3 separate regions of the Homo sapiens genome follow, and all the other regions are linked to region 3. A link is a loop called in an ENCODE intact Hi-C map of the cell type or tissue named here. Cell type or tissue: PC-9. All regions are shown on one strand. Region 1 overlaps EPHB2 (EPH receptor B2). Region 2 overlaps EPHB2 (EPH receptor B2). Region 3 overlaps EPHB2 (EPH receptor B2).

What was found. Hi-C counts contacts between places; a loop is a spot of excess contacts. Peaks named below come from ENCODE experiments on the same cell type or tissue, not always from the same donor. Only the 100,000 strongest peaks of a DNase experiment are listed, where the experiment ranks them.
Region 1: a loop joins it to region 3, with 7 times the contacts of the local background. A loop is called at or near these places in 4 of 110 quality-filtered maps.
Region 2: it touches region 3 in a loop (9-fold over the local background); 4 of 110 quality-filtered maps call a loop at or near these places.

Annotation. Positions count from the first base shown.
Region 1 is chr1:22,825,888-22,828,387 of GRCh38, reverse strand. All of the region lies in intron 3 of EPHB2 (EPH receptor B2), which reads right to left. Among named protein-coding and RNA genes, the nearest start is that of MIR4253, 36 kb to the left of the region's middle. RefSeq lists enhancers at 102-623, 806-1,345 and a silencer at 1,058-1,352. In PC-9, no CTCF peak of the experiment used is centred here; a DNase peak (open chromatin) is centred at 1,367; H3K4me3 peaks cover 1,446 bases; H3K27ac peaks cover 2,500 bases.
Region 2 is chr1:22,831,268-22,833,767 of GRCh38, reverse strand. All of the region lies in intron 3 of EPHB2 (EPH receptor B2), which reads right to left. Among named protein-coding and RNA genes, the nearest start is that of MIR4253, 31 kb to the left of the region's middle. In PC-9, no CTCF peak of the experiment used is centred here; DNase peaks (open chromatin) are centred at 1,097 and 1,537; H3K27ac peaks cover 2,500 bases.
Region 3 is chr1:22,748,985-22,751,484 of GRCh38, reverse strand. The region is part of intron 1 of EPHB2 (EPH receptor B2); the gene reads right to left. Among named protein-coding and RNA genes, the nearest start is that of MIR4684, 31 kb to the right of the region's middle. RefSeq lists an enhancer at 922-971. In PC-9, no CTCF peak of the experiment used is centred here; DNase peaks (open chromatin) are centred at 744 and 964; H3K27ac peaks cover 2,331 bases.

The sequences.
Region 1 (2,500 bases), 77 kb before region 3:
TGGGGAGCTGGAGGGGCCCGGATGCCTCGACTGCTTCCCAAGCCACAGTGTTGGGTGAGTCATGGACCAGTGTAGGCCCTGCTGCTACTTCTGCCAGGGTCCATGGAGAGGCATATGCACCCACTCATGAACCCCACACTGCAGTCCCTGAGGAGCTCAGCCCCTGGTGGTGTCCCTGCTCTAGTCACTGACACAAGATCTAAAACAGCCATGAGCCTGGGCAGCTGGCTCAACCCAGAGAGAACTGAGTGGGGGTGGCTATAGCCCATCAGTGGCCCAGGGCTGGGGAAGCAGAACAGAGATCCCCCATGGCCACCTCTGCTTTGAAATGTTTGTCTTTGCTTGGGCATCAAAAGTGGCCTCTTTCTCCTTATTCTGAGTGTGTGGCTGTGTGGACACACACATGACTGTGAGTGCTCACGTTTATAGCCCTGGCTCTGTCTCTGTATCACTGTGCATGTCCCTCACGTGCAGGTCTCTAAATGCATGTGGATGGTGAAGGCCCCTGGAGCAAGGCCAAGGGTCTGTCACCTTTTGGCTTGTTATCTCTGCAGTCGCCTGAGTCCTGGCGGAGCCATTTCCAGGCGTGAGTGAGACAGGGAACAGGAGGGTTAGCAGGTAGCACTCAGAATTAGGCTTCTTTTAACTCTTCTGACTCTGTGTAAAGCACTCTGGGCTCTAGCACTTCACCACCATCATCACTGGCATGGTTTGATTGAGGACTTACTATGACCCAGGCGCTTTACATGAGTCTCCTAAATTAAGTCTTCACAGTGACCTCACGAGGTAAGTGCCATCATTACCCATTTTCTAGATGAGAAAATTGAGATTTCAGGAGATGCATCCCAAAGTCACTGGCTGGTTAGCAGTCAGGTTGCATGCAGGCTTGACGGACAGCAAAGCCACTACTATGTATAACACTACCATGCTAAAGGCCAGGCTGGCGGCCACTGGACCCTTGCGGAGAATACACTGGGGACGAGGGGCACCTCTCTTCCACCTGCTCCTGCGGGCCCCTGCTGTGAGCCAGGTTGGGAGCAGAGCACACACAGATGGGAGCAATCCAGTTCCTGCCATGAATATATTCAATGCAAGACAAAAGAGAGGACCTGGGCCTGGGGGCGGCACATGTTCCAGGGGCTCCGAGGACAGACTGACACATTCATCTGGGGAAGCCAGGGAGGGCTCTCTGCAGGTGGCCTGGTCTGAGCTGGATCTGAAGAAATGTGAGGAGTTTCCATGAGCAAGGGAGGGGAATCGAGAAAGGTGAGGGGTTCTTCTCCTTTCATAGAAATCTTGTGCTCTGGTAGGGAGGAAGCGGGGCAGGAGCTCTGGATTCCATACTCATTTACTAAGAATTTCAGGAAAAACTGGTTTAGCTCAGACTGGACTGAAAGCAAAGATCAACTGGAGGTCAAAGGCAGGGGGAGGGGACTGTGGGACATCCAGAAAGAACCTGGCTCAATTTATAAACCCTCTCTAGGTTTGGACCTGTGTCAGGCCACGGGGACACAGTGAGCCAGACTGGCTCCAGCATTGCTGGAAGAGCTTGCTGTCCTGGGGGAGGCAGGCGTGACAGCATTTCTCAGGGCCAGACAAGGAGGGAGCTGTGGGACATCCAGAAAGAACCTGCCTCAATTCATAAACCCTCCCTGGGTCCGGACCTGTGTCAGGCTGCGGAGACACAGTGAGCCAGACCAGCTCCAGCACGGCTGGAAGAGCTCACTGTCCTGGGGGAGGCAGGCGTGACAGCATTTCTCAGGGCTGGACAAGAACAGACTCTTTAGAAACGGAAATGGTCTTTTGTGGCCCTTGGAGACTACCTCTCCAGTCCTCCGATGCCAGGAGCAAGGATGCCTTCCCCCTTGAGAGATCACTGGGAGAGAAGTGTTGCTTTAGAACTGGTCAAAACCAAATTGTCTGTTAGAATCAGCATCCAAATCTAAACATCAAAAGTTTAAATTCTCCTAGAATTCCTGGGCCCCTGAGAATATATTTGGGACCCTCTCCCCATTCTGGGGTTTGCAGACCCCAGTTGCAGAAAGTGTGAGCTATATTCTGGGAACTGGTACTACAAGGAAATGCCAAACATACTCCTTAAGCCCAAGGCCGTGGGGAGAGGCAGGTGCGCCCACCTTTTTCTAAAGAGTGCACTATCTATGCTTCTGGAGGTCACACTGAACGCACTTAGTAGACTCACTGCCTGAAGGAAGGCAGCCTCCCTGCCTCCTGCTTCCTCACTCCAATTCACTCCCGCACTGCCAGTGGCCAATCAGCTGATCTAGCTACTCTCCTGCTCAGAATCTGGCCGTGGCTCCCCAGTGCCCTCAGGGTTACAGCTTAAATCCCTGAGCTGGCATCCAGCCTCAGCAGGGGCCTCCTCACTCCTCAGGCCTCAGCCTTCAACCCACCCTGCACTCTTAGCTCCCAGCCACTCTGGGACAAGGGATCTGACTCAGATCCTGGACTCTCCCCTCCCCACCTCAGACACCAGCCAGCA
Region 2 (2,500 bases), 82 kb before region 3:
ATTTTCATTTATTGTGAACACTAACACGTATTTGACTTTATACTCTTGTATGTTTTATTTATAATCCATTTAAAACTTTTTTCTCCTTTCTTAATTCTGTGGAATTGATTGTATTTGCTGTATGCCTTTTTATTCCCTCTGCTGCTTCAGAAGTTATATATTCTGTCTTTCATGGGTACCCTGTCATTTTTAACACTCACATTGGCCTCAACCAAGCCAAAAGTTAATTGCTATCCCTATCTACCTCCCAAACAATTTTAGTATGTTGTAATTCCAATCCTATTCCTCCCAGCTTCTATTTTATGGCTGTATTTTTGTTCCACCTACTATTTCAAAAATCTCTTAAATGAGGCCGGGCATGGTGGCTCACGCCTGTAATCCCAGCACTTTGGGAGGCCGAGGAGGCTAGATCATGGGGTCAGGAGTTCGAGACCAGCCTGGCCAATATGGTGAAACCCTGTCTCTACCAAAAAATACAAAAATTAGCCAGGCATGGTGGCGTGCACCTGTAGTCCTAGCTACTCAGGAGGCTGAAGGCAGGAGAATCGCTGGAACCTGGGAGGCAGAGGTTGCAGCGAGCCGAGACTGCGCCACTGAACTCCAGCCTGGGCAAAAGAGCGAGACTCTGTCTCAAAAAAAGAAAAAGAAAAAGAAAAAAAAATCCCTTAAATGAAAAACCAAGTCACCCAAGGATTTTCCTTTCTCTCTTACCAGGTTGTATCAATATCATCTCTAGTATTTTTATGTGTTTATATGGGGGTGGGGGGATGGGGCATCCACATGAGCACAATTCATGTTCCAGAACATTCTCCCTGTCTGTATACATGTGTATTCACTAAGCCACATGTGCATGGCTGTGCATGCATGACTGTTACTTATACATGTGAGTCTGTGGACACCTATCTGTCCCTTTGTACAGGTGCTGTAGTCATTAACAAAATATTTATTGTACCCCCTCTTCTTCTATTATAAAGTATTGGCTGAACCCTCAAAGTCTTAGGTGGGAGCACCTAACGGTTGTGATGACTGCTGATAAACACTCTGATAAATGTCTCAAAGGTTGTGGGAAAGCAGAGAGTTGTACTAACCAGGCTCTTGTGTGGTCAGGGAGGGATTCCTGGAGGAAGAGGCATCTGACGTGAATCATGGCAGAGGAATAGCAACCACCCAGACTGAAGAAGAGTGGCGTAGCCTGGCTGGGATGGCCCACTCCATGACAATCACTAGGGGTGCATCCCAGGCCAAGGGTTAGAAGCTGTGTGATTCTGAACAAGTCCCTTAACCTCTCTGGTAAGAATCCTGGACACCTTGCAGAAGTATTGTGAGGCTCCAAGGAGAAAAAGGATGAATGTGGCTTGCAAGCTGAGAAGGGATACATGGGGTCAAGATTGTAAAATTATAGCATTGGCAACAGCCACCATTTCTTGAGGCCCGGTATTGTGAATCAGCCCAGCAACACTGAGAGGTGGCATTGGTTTGCCCTTACTATTGAGGAAGAACCCACAGCTCAGAGAAGTGACATGACTCACCCAGGGCCATGCAGGGCTGGGCAGGCACAGAGTGACTCAGGACCCATTGTTCTGATGACGTGCACCCTGTTCCTGCTATTCCTGCTGTTGCACCCCAGCCTGGAGTCTCTTGTCCCTACTTTCTGGCTCTCCATCGCTCTCCCTATTCCCCGCTCAAACAGCCAGGGGCCTCGAAGGTCCTCCTGGACTGCAAGAGAGGAAACTAGCACCACTGGCTGCTCCATTTGGGGCCTGGGGAAGCCCAATTCTTCCTCTCCCCAGTACCCCTCCCTCCAGGGGCTCCCTTTGCAGGTTTATGTGGGGCAGAGAATCAGGTTAATGGAATCCTGGCTGCCTCTGGCTAGGTAGGGGGGTGGATAGCTCCCTCTGGAACCCATGATGGTCAGCCCTCTGTTTCCAGCCCAGCCTAACACAGCCCCTCTTGAGCCCTTGAAGAGCCCAAGGGGAGGGTGTCAACATTTCACACCTTTCTGAGGAAGCCCAGGTCAGCATCTCCCACCTACTGCCACGGGGATTGGATTCCCACGATCATTTTGGCCCTCCCCTTATAATCATCTCCAACAACTCTTGCTATCTCTGCCAGCACAGTGTGGCATGGTGTTAAGGCTCTGAATTTGGAAAGCCCTGGATTCCTGCCCTGCTCTGCTTGACCTTAGGCAAACCACTCAGGCTCCTTGAGCCTCAGTTTCTTCATCCATAAAATGGAAATAATAGTAGACTGACTTGTAAGGGTTCCTGGGTTGAAATGAGAGGATTCACGCAAAAGGCTTCACAGGCTGCCTGGCACACAGTAGGCACTCAATATTTTTGGATAGATCAATGCTATTACACAATGCCTACAGCTGAGTTTTTGTGCAAAATGCTTTCACTTTCTGCTAAGGGGGGAGGTAGCAAGGGGCAGCCACTCCCCATCCCAGTTCTGGGTTTGTATCTGGTGCTCACTTACCTCCCAGGACCTGAACACCTTCTAT
Region 3 (2,500 bases):
GACATACAACAGATGTCAGCTCAGCAGTGGCCAAAATGCTGACTTGGGCTTGGGCCTTGGGGCTCAGATCTGCCTGTTCCCAGAACAGCAGAGATAACAGGGATCCTGTTACAGCACCGGGACACTTCTGGGCAGGTGAGCACACCTCTGTGCTCCTGCCACCTGGCGCCCCATCAGTCCTGCGTGCAGGAAGCAGATGGGCGTGGGTGGCAGGTGAGCGCTCCCATCTGTCCTGGCAGCCTCCAGGCTCACTCGCTGTGTGACCTCTGCTAGGTCCCATCCCCTCTCTGTTCTTCAGAGCATCCCCCTCCACCAAATGAAGGGCTTGGACTGACCAGTGTTCTTCAAACTTCAGTAGCCCTTGAACTACTGTTAGGACTTTGGCTATTTCCACACAACCACTTGAACTCCACTTTACTTTTAAATTGGCTCACCTATTTTCATGGAAATAAATTCATCAGTAAAGGAAAAAATCAGGCTACTGCTGGAACTAGAAGAGAGCCAGCACCAATTCTGAGAATCAGAGGTAGTCTGGGGAGATGCTTAAGAGCATGGGCTCTGGGGCCTGCTGCCTGGATTCCTAGTCCTTGCTCTGACACTCTGGAGGTGTGACCCAGGCAGGTTACTCAACCTCTCTGTGTATCAGCTTACTCATCTGGAAGGTGGATAATAGCACCTGTCTCATAAAGTCGTAATGGGGATGAAATATTTGTAATATTTGCAAAGCACTTAGAAAGTGCCATTTGTATGTTTGTTAAATAAAAATATATAAGCTAAACTATTCATGATGAAAACAAGATGATGTCCTGGCATTCCAGCTCCCTAGCAGGTTCTGAGCTTGAAGTCTGCTTTTCCCAATTGAAAAGGGAGATTAGGGGCTGTCAGAGAGGTGTTAGAGACATGCTGGCAGGAAACAGAGACTTTCTCCATGAGTAATCAGCAGGCACGGAGGAGAAGGGAAGGGGAACTTTCTTACTGTGTGATTCAGCGTTATTTAATGCCATTTCCGTGTTCCCCTGGAGCCTGCTCCGTCTGACACTCATGTAAACACAGGACTAAAGCACATCAGAAGTCTGGCTCTGGTGACCCAGGACTCCAGAAAGAGAAGAGAGCAAAGCTCTGATGCCACAGAAGGGTCCGGGCCTCAGCACCCATCCCAGCCCATCTCTCCTGCTCCCCCTGCCCCTTGCCTGCTGAAAATCCTTCTACTGCCCCAGCCACTACCTTCCCTGGATTGTAGGGCTGCCCCAATATAAACTACCCCACTGCCTTTCTTTTCATAGAGAGGTGGCCCATGGGAGAAGTTGAGATAAGGATTCTGGACTTTAAATTCCACATCTGACACTTGCTTGCTGTGTGACCTTGGGCAAGTCACATCCCTGCTCTGGTCTGTTTCCTCATCTGCCAAGTAAGAATATAACTGCCTTCTTCAGGGGGCCTTGGGGGCTTATTAATGAGATAATGCAGGTTAAGGTCTTTGCACAGCTCTGAGTGCACAGCTGGCACTCAATGAATGACAGTTGTTACTATAAATAAATTCAAAATTTGAGAAGAAAGTCCTTTGTCAAACCACACGTCTTGATTAGGGTAACTTCATGTATCCCCTCCTCATCCCCATCCTTTTGTCCGTATGTCTTTCTAGGTGTTCCATGAGGGCAGGGACCAGCTGACTCATCTCAGTATCTTCAGCCCCCAGTATAGGGTCTGGAACCCAATGGAGGTCCAGCTGAGTGAGTGAATGAATGAACGAATGAATGAATGAATGGCTCCGGTAGACATAAGCCACCCTGTGGACGGGGAGGAGACAGCATCCTTCCCCTCTCCATCCTGGGCCCAATACCTTCACCTTCCTTTCCCCTTCCCTCAAAGAGGAGCCAGGAGGGACAGCTCCCCTGGCAATGGGAGCTGATGTCACATAGGATCTGTGACACAAGACAACCAAGAAACACCTGTTGTCACCCACAGAACCAAACACCTTGGTCTGAATCCTTCAATTCACTTCCAGGTTTCTGGTGGATCTTTATCATGTGCCCAGACCTGGGTGAGGCAGTGTTGGGGGTAGAGAGTTCTAGAAGAAATGCACATCCCAGTCCCTGCCCTGCATTCCTCTTTTTTTCCAGGGCACCAACATGCTGGCCAAAAGCAAAGCCAGAAAGTAAAAAGGAGGCTGGGTGTGGTGGCTCACACCCTAATCCCAGTACTTTGGGAAGCCAAGGTGGGCAGATCGCTTGAGGTCAGGAGTTCGAGACCAGCCTGGCCAACCTGGTGAAACCCTGCCTCTATTAAAAATACAAAAATGAGCTAGGCGTGGTGGCACCTGCCTGTAGTCCCAGCTACTAGGGAGGCTGAGGCATGAGGATCACTTGAACCCAGGAGGCGGAGGTTGCAGTGAGGCGAGATCCCACCACTGCACTCCAGCCTGGGCAACAGAGTGAAACTCCATCTCAAAAGAAAAAAAAAAAGCCACAAAGTAAAAAGGAAAGAATGGGACAGGCGCCGA